3 separate regions of the Homo sapiens genome follow, and all the other regions are linked to region 1. Evidence: chromatin contacts called from ENCODE Hi-C data. All regions are on one chromosome and are shown on one strand. Each heading gives the region's core, a stretch centred on a gene start or an enhancer-like site at or near the end of the contact. The rest is flanking DNA. Distances are from core to core; before and after follow the strand shown. Region 1 has its middle 110 kb from the start of LINC03005. Region 2 has its middle 44 kb from the start of HDGFL1. Region 3 overlaps LINC03005 (long intergenic non-protein coding RNA 3005).

Region 1 (3,586 bases), core at 548-3,047:
CTCCTATTGGCTGTTTCTCTGGAGAACCCTAACAAATACAGACATTTTAATACCAAGAGTGATTCTAGAGGAAGAGAATTTCAGGAATCATTTTCGGAATTGGTTCTAGCGTTTCCAGAATTGGCTGTCTAATATGTTTACATTTAAAGATGCTCATGTCTCTATTTTCAGTAGTAAGGAGAGAATTGATAGTCCATAGCATGAATTGGTAACAGAGATACACAAAATATCTGCTTTGGATCTTCTTAATCACTCACTTAAAAGAATCAAGGAACTCAGTAACTTTATGTATGATGCTACTGAACATTTTTTGAAAACTAGTGAATATAATGAGATGGTCTGGTTGTTCCTAATGTCACTGGACAAAGAAGTGGTGAAAGAAAAGGATGAGCTCATGGATTTGAATTTCCTTAAAACTTATTTAAGTTTTCCAATGGTATTTCATACAAACAGTTTTTATTTTAAAATGTGCTAAAATTGAGAAAATCTGCATATCATGAAGTCTAACACTCATGTGAAGGTTGAAGAAAATTTATACTTTATCAGGGAGTCAATACGCCACCCAACAGCCTTTTTCTACCCACAATGCAAGATTAATGTTCCTAGGAGTTATAGAGAAAACTAAACCCATGGAGGGGTAGCTTTGTTATTGGTGCTATTACGTTGGACCACAATAAAACTGTGTTGGATTTGAGTCTTGACTGATAAATTTAATCACAGATTTATCTCTGTGTTTTACTTTCAACAAATATTTGTGGACACCCTTTTCCAAGGTAAAAACCAGAAACAAATAAAAACAACAACAACAACAAAAAACTTTACCGGACATTATAAGGGTTAAAAGGAGTATATGACATAATTCCTGTAGAGATGACATATATCTAAGTTATTGCTTGAGATACAAATATGGCAATGAAAGGAGGCTATAGGAAGTTTCATATACTTAGTACATGCTAATCTCAGGCATTTCAGAGTTTGATGATGTAGGATTTGGCTTTGAATCAAGGGTAATATTTGTATAGGTAAGTAGGTAGGTGGGTAGGTATTAGAACATGGTGAGTGCTTCAAGTAGGCAGTCATGAGTAAAGCATGGAGGAAAAACTGAAAAGTCAGCTAACAATAGTGTTTGAGTTTAGCTAGAATACAGATTTCATTTAGGAACTTAATAAAGATAAAGAGGAAATTATAGTTTGGGGCCAATTGAGTAAAAGACTTTTAATTCTAACTTAAAGTTTTCCAAATTAATTCTTTTAACAATGGAAGAACATTTCGTAGTTTTCAAATAGAAAAACGTCGTTGTGGTATTCTATGAAGGTCTGGGAAGAGAAAGAAAAAAGTGATTAGTCTTTACTGAGTGTTACTGACTCAGGTGATCTTTTGGTAATAGATTAGAAATGTTAGTTCCTAGTGCAGTTACTCGTCATTAATAAGAGTTTAAGGTAACTATCGCAAACAGAAACCTTCCCTCAAGATTGACATAGCCTGTGTTATTCTTACTGACTTATCTCATGGGGCTGAGTTGATAGATCTCGAAATGCTTTTTAAAAAGCAGACTGGGTGGCCAGGGCCAATTCCCAACTGATCCAGATAGAACTTGGCATAAAATCCTCTAGGGAATGTCTGGGTCCCACCAGCTCTGCCACCTGACCACTAGTGGGCAGACACAGCCCTCGGTTCTCAGGAAAATTTTATATCACAGAGGGGAATCAGGGTCAGCGATTTCAGGGGCAGTCCCTTTCACTGCTTAATCCAACCTGGCTGACTTAATGATATAAATATAGATTTACTGCCTCTGCCCCCTGAGCACGGAGCCACCACCTTCACTCTAAAGGTAACTCCACCTGGTAATTAACTGTGAAATATTGAGTGGCCAGTGTCTGACCTGAGCGTTTGTGCCAAGCAAAAGTTTCACTTGTTTTGTTTTTTTTTTTCTCTCTTTCACTGCCAGTTTGTGTGTACGTGTATTTTTAAGTATTAACTCTCATGGAAGCACATGCCTATTTAAAATTCCCAGACGATGAGTCAGACCCGTTCAGTGAGGTTCCTGGAGAGTCACATGATGTGATTTGATGAAACTTCACCTTATGAAGGGTTGGAGGAAAAAATAAAAAAAAACACTTTCAGACTTATATACATATACACATATACATACACATACATATATATTATTGTGGATATATACTTGTATATAATGTCATATAATTTTGCATACATACACACACCCACACAGTAGAGAAACAGACAGACACACATATACATGCAGTTAAAAAAAATCCCTTTGCTTTGTTTCTCTGTTTCCCTCAATAGATATTTAAAAATCTGGTGAGCCAACAGCTCATGCCTCTTTGAAACAAGAAGACAGCAGAAGCCCTGTAGCTACATGTGCTGCATATGAGTTTTAGTTATGTAGCTACCCTCTGAAATCACAATAGTGAAACTGGAAATTTGGATTCCAAAGTGATAAAGAGCATTGCTGAGACTTAGGATATCTGAGTCGTTTCACTTGCTGCTCTGATATGCTATAGGCTTATTTAGGCCTTTAAAAAATTCTGTATTATAATTTATACTTTTCTTCAAATCAGTTTGATGTTTCATGGTATAACTAACATATCTTTCTACGTTGAACAGTAAAGTAGGCTAACTCCTGTGAATAAATCCAAATTATAGTAATTTCTGAAGCTCTTCAATTAATTTTTCTGTATGTCTTCTCTAAGTGTAAACTCACTCTAGGAGTGATATTTGCAGTGTGAAAGCCTCATTTGCTAATGAACCCTAGCTATAAGCAGGATTGAGTCACTTCTTATGAAAAATATATGAGTTATAGAATAGTAAGTGTTCTAGAATGAGCCTGCCTCAAGAGAAGTATGGATGGAGAGCAAGAAAGCTAATAGTTGCTTATAAAGGGAAAGTTCCCTTCAAAAGATTGAGGACAGACACAGGATTTTGGGAGTGTCTTGTTGTTTTAAAACATCATAGAGGAAGTAATTGCTGCATCGATTCATTCACTTAATAAACATTTATTGAGAGCCCACTGTGTGCCAGAAACTGCTAGATGCTGGAGATTCAAGAACCCACAAGTCCTTCTAGTTTGATGGATGGGAGTTTCATAAGCAAATAGTTATAATTCGGGAATGTGGAAAGTACTGTGAAAACACAGGTGCAGCAATGACTAACTTTGCCTAACAGAATTTGATAAAACTTCACAGAGGAGGTGATATTTGATCCAGATCTTTACAGATAAGTAGGAAATGACTTGTTGAAAAATTACTAAAGCAGAGGAAAAAATTATGAATGTTGGGAATGTAGGGTTGAAGGAGGAAGGCCCATTAAAGATGTAATTTAATATTAGCCAGAACTGGTCCATAAGAGGGAGCTTTGAATGTGCAATTCATTTGCACTTTTATTCTGGGTGAATCCAGAAGCTAAACATATTTCAGCAGTGGGTTTAGAACCAGGAAATGGAAAGCGACTAGTAATCTAGGCTCTCTCTCATAATATTCATCCTCAGTCTCTGTCCCTGTTTCTGTCTCTCTCTTTCTTTCTTCCTCCTTCTCCTTAACTTGCTCAGGCTCTCTCATCTTTAGGT
Region 2 (3,586 bases), core at 625-3,124, 210 kb after region 1:
TAAAATTTATATAATATGAAATTTACCATCTTAACTATTTTAAGTGACAGTTCAGTAGTGTTAAATACAAATTGCTGTGTAACCAATCCCCAAAACTCTTTTCATTTTGCAAACTTGAAACTCTGTACTCATTAAACAATTCTCTCCTCCTTCCTTTTCTCAGCCTCTAGAAACCATCATGCTACTTTCTGTCCTTCCAATTCAAATGTCAGTCTGTAATTTTAACAAATTTACCATTATTGGCTTATTGTGTAGAAGCCTTGTTTCCTTACATTTTTTACAGCAAAAAACAAATACAATAAATACAATAATTTATCAGCTTTTAAAATTATAAATGATTTCAAAAAATATCCTTCTGCTCCTTCTCTAGTGCTAGTGTCTGTGTTTTGTGTTATACAATCACTTCATACAGTACTTACTTGTTTTGAAAAGAGATTGCCTCATCCTTGAAACAAATGGATTATTCTGTTTTAGTATTATTCAGTTTTATCTGAATCTAATTAGAATCATCCTTTCAAATCTTAAGATATAGGAGGTATCACTGTTCACACCGGTCAACTTTCTGGTACCGTGTTGTCTTTAATTTAGTATCTGTTGGTCTGAGAAACAATCTCATGGTGTTATGACTAGATTACCTTGTCTAGACATAAGGGAAGAATCTTATTCTGTCTAGTCTGAAGTTCTCTGTATTTCTTGCATTGCAGAAAAATCCCAAATAGTGAAGAAAATCTAAAATATTACTCACATCCATTTTGACCTCATTAGCATTTCATTACTGAGGAATATTGGGGTGGAGAGATGCATTAGAGATTGAAGCAGGGCCAAGGGGTGAAACAGTGTATTTGGATTAAATAGAGGTGGGCTTTTACAAAGCAGAAAGGTGGGTTTGTGCCTCCATGAGTATGCGTAGATGGAAATCCCCTACCTCATTAACCCATGTGCCTTTCTCACTCTGCCTCCAGGCTAAGTTTTCCTTAGTTGACTCTCCAACTTTTTCCTGACACATTTTTGACCCACATTTCTAGTTTCCACTGTTGAAACTGTATCTCTTTCCCTATTTTCATGAGCATTATAATGGAAAAATTGCAGAGGCTGAGTCAGACACTGCTGATCACCAACAATGTAGCCAGAATATCCTCTTTCATATTTAAAGAAGACGAAGCTGGTAATGCTTTCCCCCTCAACACCACATGCTCCATTCTGACCTAAAATCCAGTATAGGCTACCAGTCTTTTTAAAACTGCACACATAGACAAAGTATCTTTTGCCGATAACTGCAGATGGTCTTTGGAGACCCAATTCCTCTTTCCTACTACCATTGTCTTTACCGTTGTCTTTTCTTAGAAGTATCTTGGCAGGAGAAAATATACATAAATTGTGCAAATTGCCAACATTATATTGAGATGCTATTTGCAAGGATTTCTTTCTCAAATATATTCATTTTTTAACATCTTCAAATCAAGTTTAATTCTGATATGGTAAGTTTAAATTATGGAAGTATTTTTTATGGTCAGGGTTGAATGACTTTCAGCTTTTCAAATTCTATTTCATGTCCATAATACATGTTAGTTTAATGAATGGCCTTTGTGGAAGTGACAATAGCTAAATTATAAAATCTGTCAAAAATCCATTTTACTATGGTCTAGTTCTTTATTATTTGGTACAGGAAGGAAAGAACAAGTAGAAATAGAAAAGCATATAGTGTGAAATTCAGGCAAAAAATCATGGGCTAAAGCTTGAAATTAAAATCTCAACTACAGCTTAGCTGAAGAAAACAAAAACAATCTGCATCTAGAATGGGAGTGTGGGGTGTGTGTGTGTGTGTGTGTGTGTGTGTGTGTTCACTATGGCACATGGACATTCTATGAATTAGCTCATTGGCTATGACTGCTGTGTTTCTTATGGAAAGAATGGATGACTTGTTAGCATGATCTCATCCATCCTCCGGGAGCTGGAGGTTGTTTATGTGTAGAGGGAATTAACAATAATAATTCTGAAGAGAGGAAGTGTTTTGGAATGTCTAGAGTCAGCTGCCTAGATTCTATTTCTGGACCCATCAGTTTTTTGTTAGGAGGCTTTAGACAGGTCATATTTCCTTAGGACCGTTGTTTCAGTATCTGTTTGATTGGCATACGAATAGCTTCCATTTTATTACTTCATGGATATTTTGTGAGTTTTAATAACTTTAGGTAACACAACCTGCAAAATGGCTCTGAAATCTTTGGAGAACCTCCAGAACAAAGGAGGAAGTGTTACTTCTCTGGAGAAAATGTAATATCTTTTCATAGCAAGTGTTGTATGGTCTTTTTTTTAATGAAAATTCTCAAGATTGCCAAGCATATTCTATAAACTTTCTCTTCAGAATTGCCACTTTGCAGCTTCTCACCAGGAGCTATATGAGTTTCACATTACCTCAGGATTAGATATGTTGTTTGACACATTTTCTTATTATTTTTCAAAAGGGAAAAATCACAGTAAATTTAGGAGTCACTAGGTGACAGAAATTTCAGGACTGTTTTTGGAGTAACAGTTGTTCTTCATATTAAACATGCATCTGTGAGGACAAGTCCATTCCTCCTGGAGGGATGCCCTGGGCAGGCAAGTGTGTAGAAGCAGGTCATAACATTGTTTATCTGATTGGGACCAGAGACAAAGCACATAGGTGTTTGAGACTCAGCTCTAGGGAAAATGACTAAACAAATGGGTTTGCAAGAATCTCGAGACCAAGTAGGAACATTCATCTCTGCCAATTAATAAGAAAAACTTAAATTTTCAGCACACTTTACAGTCTAAAACAGCACATTCATGTATGTAGTTTCACAAAAACTGTGCAGAGCAATGTATTGTTTCAACATGAGAAAACTGAAAATTGGAGTTATTAATACTAATTGATTTGTCCAAGGTTGCACAGCTAGAGAGTTAGTACTCTAAGCCTGGTATTTTGATTCTTCACCTGGTGATTTATGCTGTACTCTTGATTCTATACATAGGAGGGAAAGGGGAACTCTTACATTTCATCCTTCCTACCTGCCTTCCTGCAAACTTTTATTCTCTACTTACTGCCAGTTGAGAGTCACTGACATAGTCAGCCATCATTACTGTGGAATGGGTTTCCTTCAGATGTTTGAGGGCAGAAAATAACTTGGCGATCACAGAATATAGCTTTTTTTGCGGGTGTTTTTCTTTCCTTTTTATGTAAATGTTGACACTATATCATGAACATGAAATACGTTTCTTCATTTTCTCAAGCAATGACTCTATAGTATACTCAGAAACTTGTGACCTTGTTTATCCTTACTCAGAATAGAAGTTTGGCTGCTGTTTTATGCCCTGATAACAGCACTAGCCACCTCCACTCCCTCTATCTAAAACTAACATTTCCCAGGCCTAATTCCCTTCACTGCTAGTGCTCTAAGTTTTTTTTTACTAACGTACATTCTAACTGAAAACACATGACACTGGAGAGATTAAAACCCCTCCAATACATAACCGAAGAAACATTTCATAACTTGACTTTTCTCTGGACTATATTCCAATGAGATTTTCATGTGGTGCAGATGTTGAGCTTCACATTGGCATCTATGTT
Region 3 (3,586 bases), core at 740-3,239, 170 kb after region 1:
AAATGAATCTGACACCAAAGCTTATGCTTGTAACCATGAATCCAGTCCATATGTCTTTAACAGTATATTTAATTTCCATCCAAAATGATGGAATCATAGAATTAAAGACCTAGAAATGATATTGGATGCCACCAGATCCCTATACGTCACTTAATAGAAACACAAAGTGAGGTTCTGGAAAATAGGTGAATCAACCTCTCCTGGACTTAGTGTGCTTACAATTTTTCCATATTTTTCTATATCACACAATAAAGTGCTTTGCATAGTGTACATACTTAATAAATATGGATGATTGACTCTCATGGATTCTTCCATAACTGTATACAGCCATATAAACACATGCATATGCATATATGTGTATCAATGTCTAGTCTGTGTGTTTCCAATAATACAGAAAGTTAGAATAACAGCCAGCTTGTCAAAACATAGCAAAAAGGACCACATTTTGGAAAGAATTACAGTATCATTACTGTTGACATGGGTAGAATAGATGAGTGTCCCCTAACTACTGCCTGTCAGGGCCTACTCCCATCTCAGCACTGAGTTTAAATAGTACTCAGCCAGCTGCCTGTGGATTTAGCCAACATTGCATGTCAATGCAAAAGTCTGATTGCCCAGATGGTTATTTCTAGGCCCACGATCAAAAATAGTAACTGAGCATGGCTGTAAGGCATATCACCCTGCACATAGGCTAGTGGTTTCTTGCTTTCTTCATATATCCTTCCTCTGTGCAGAATAGGCATGTTGATGTTAGCTATTTTAACAACTCTCACTAGGAACAAAAAGAGAGAAACAGAAGGATTTGGGCAGCAATCCTCTAAATCTGTGAAAATCTCTGTATTACTCTGCCCCTCATATCTTCAACTGCATTCTTTCTTTCCTCACTGTTATTATTGGATATAGAGTATCCACTCTGTGAACTTCCTTGAGCATGTATTTTCCCCCTTTATGTATCCCCTCTATCATCTCCAGCACAGTAGTTTTGCACTTGAAAAGCAAAATAGAGAAATGTAACAGACACAAAGCAAACAGACAAAACAAAAAAACTTCAAATGCTCTGAGGGAAAAAAATGGAAGAAGTTCCAATTTTAAAGTTTGACTAGCCCTTTGCCTGCCCCAAGGTAAGAAAATGCTAGCGCAATGCGGAAAATCAGATCTGTGATGCAGTGCTTTTGAACAATTCAACTTGTGACAAGAAACAGAACAACCCTCAAAATTTCATCAGAGCAAGTTTGATTAACAATTCTGAATCCCTAAATGGTGAATTAGGAACTCTCTCTGAGGCAAAAAGTGGGGAGGCTGTAAAGATCTGGAATACCATCTTTGCCCTGACATGCCTTGGGTTTATAGGGAGCCACTCCTGGTTACATATTTGGAAAGAGATCACTTCATTGCCTTGGAGGGGAGCCTCTCTTCTTATAAATTACATTAATTCAGACCTTCATCGGTCCTTCCTGGTTCTATTTCAGTAAACAAACATAGGAATAAATTGTTCTGAGCTTGCTTTGTTTATTCTAGTTCTTTCCTCCACCAGCTCCCTTTTCTGATCTTTCTATTCCCCTAGGCAGAGAATCTTTACAGGGGAAAATTGCTCATTTCAATGTTAGCATTTTTTCTTACACTGGAATAACGTGGCTCAGCTACTCTGACCTTGAAGTGCAATCCCCCTCTCCCCCACTATAAGAAATCATCAGGGGCTGTAAGGTGAACAGCACCACGTTTCCATTTCTTTGCAATCCATATTTACATGGTGAAGGTTATGCTGGTTCCAAAGGAAAAAGGACAGCCCATCATCCTAAAAGAATGACAGATAAGGATTAGGGTTAATACTGGCAAACATTTAGAAACTGAAAGAAAGACTGCATTCATGACAGAAATAAAAGGGGCCATTCTTTGGCAAAACATAAAACAGCATCTGTTGAAACAACTCAAGTTCTGAGCTGCTTTGCATGGCATCCTTTGTTGCCCAAGGATGGCAGCTTCTCTCAGGCCTTTGAGGACATGAAATGATGACAGATACGGGTCCTGTGCCAAGAAGCAAGAAAAAAAATCACATTTTGATGTGCAACTACTTGATTCTTAGCCATCTAAAAATACAGAGAGGAAGCTGTCAATTGCATGTAATGAACTGCTCTGGTAGCACTGGGTGATTAATTTCCAGCTTTACCCTGCTCTATCATGTACTGTGGAGAGCACATTACCAGAGCTTTTTGGCTTCAAGGGAAAGATCAACCCCATGTGTGTAATCTACTCCAGGTGTACCAAAGTGGGCTCTTTGCCCTTTTCCTTTGGCTCAGTACTCTATCCCACTGACATTCTGGTGTGATGCATTGGCTTTTTCTTTGTGCAATGTTCATAATAACAAAGTCCAGAAAATTCCCATTTGATTCACATATTTATAGCAACAACTCGTTTTTGTCAGTATTTTTAACATCATACTTTTTAGCTGTAAAATGGGGAAAACAAAAACACAATCTTGGTCATGCTTTAAACCACAGAACTAAATGCTGAGGTCACCTACCACTTGTAGATTATTAACAAAGCTTTTAATACACACAACTGATTGTAGGTATTATTAGAAACAGAGAGGATGAATGTTTTAAACCACCAAGGTCATTCTCATTTGTATAGTGTAAAAAATAGAAAACATCAAATACATACACTCTTCGCTATTTCATATTTATTCCCAAAACATTTCAGATATATCTGATTAAAGGACTGGTAACTTTTCTTTCTCCACATATGAGGTAGCTAATAGATACCAGCCTTGTTGAGGAAAAATGGACTTTGTTTTACTGCAAGTAGATTTTATGACTTTTTCTTTTGATGTCTAAATCATGAAACATGCCAGAGGCACTTTGTTGTCTGTTTATAGTACCTATGTACACTCTTAATGAGTTGCCAATTTTTACTTCCTTTAAGAAACCCTAATGGTAAAACATTTATCTACATATTGAAAAATTCATTTAAGCATGTTCTGTGCTTCCAATGAGGCACCGTCTAATGGTCTTTTTAATTAAATGTTGGTTCCAAGGATTTCTCTGTTGTTTAAGGCTGTAGTTCAGCTTGTTCATCATGGATTGCAGGTTGGGAGACATGAGATTTAATTCAAACCATTATTTTTAAGGGAGGATTTGGCTTAAGTTGTTTTAAAGATAACTCAAAAGCGGTATACGTACTTAACCCTGAGAACTTACTGATGACAATCTTAATTTTAATTTTGTTTTGGCCTCTCTGTTATAATACCAGAGGTGGAAAGACTTACTAAGTAAGAAAATCTTTGCCAACAAGTTGCCTTTATGAAAGAAGTTTATTTTTGTTAATTGACCAGAGGCAGCAGTTGGGTAACAAGTTGCAGCAGCTGATGCACTGCACACCTATAGGTTGGTAGGGTCACGGGATCTCAGTTCTATGACACTATGAGGTGGTGTTACCCAATTTGAGGCTCAGCTATTCTCAAGAATAGTTGAATGTTGTTACTAAAGTGGAAATTATTGGTAGTGGGCGAGGACAATGTTGAGACAATGTTAGGCTGGAGTGAAATTTGTAAAAGAAAGCCACAGAATCGATTCAAACCCAAATCTAG

The links. A loop is a pair of places that touch in the nucleus more often than their neighbours do. Pooled maps may share reads with other maps.
Region 2: a loop to region 1 is called in a map of endothelial cell of umbilical vein, with 7 times the contacts of the local background. The contact joins two enhancer-like sites. A Hi-C loop is called at or near these places in 2 of 168 maps with a recorded cell type or tissue (chondrocyte and endothelial cell of umbilical vein) and 4 of 50 pooled maps.
Region 3: a map of Calu3 shows a loop between it and region 1 (4-fold over the local background). The contact joins two enhancer-like sites. A Hi-C loop is called at or near these places in 2 of 168 maps with a recorded cell type or tissue (Calu3 and heart left ventricle) and 5 of 50 pooled maps.

Annotation. Positions count from the first base shown.
Region 1 is chr6:22,826,707-22,830,292 of GRCh38, reverse strand. No RefSeq gene overlaps it. Among named protein-coding and RNA genes, the nearest start is that of LINC03005, 110 kb to the right of the region's middle. Within about 2 kb of position 1,797, at least 15 of the 41 ENCODE cell types and tissues checked have a DNase peak (open chromatin) inside an H3K27ac peak, as active enhancers do; they include endothelial cell of umbilical vein, where a contact is called at or near this core.
Region 2 is chr6:22,612,245-22,615,830 of GRCh38, reverse strand. No RefSeq gene overlaps it. Among named protein-coding and RNA genes, the nearest start is that of HDGFL1, 44 kb to the right of the region's middle. Within about 2 kb of position 1,874, at least 2 of the 41 ENCODE cell types and tissues checked have a DNase peak (open chromatin) inside an H3K27ac peak, as active enhancers do; they include endothelial cell of umbilical vein, where a contact is called at or near this core.
Region 3 is chr6:22,656,139-22,659,724 of GRCh38, reverse strand. The region is part of intron 2 of LINC03005 (long intergenic non-protein coding RNA 3005); the gene reads left to right. LOC105374973 (a long non-coding RNA gene) reads right to left here. Exons shown (of 5, transcript XR_007059497.1): 5 at 1-1,795. Among named protein-coding and RNA genes, the nearest start is that of LINC03005, 60 kb to the left of the region's middle. Within about 2 kb of position 1,989, at least 3 of the 41 ENCODE cell types and tissues checked have a DNase peak (open chromatin) inside an H3K27ac peak, as active enhancers do.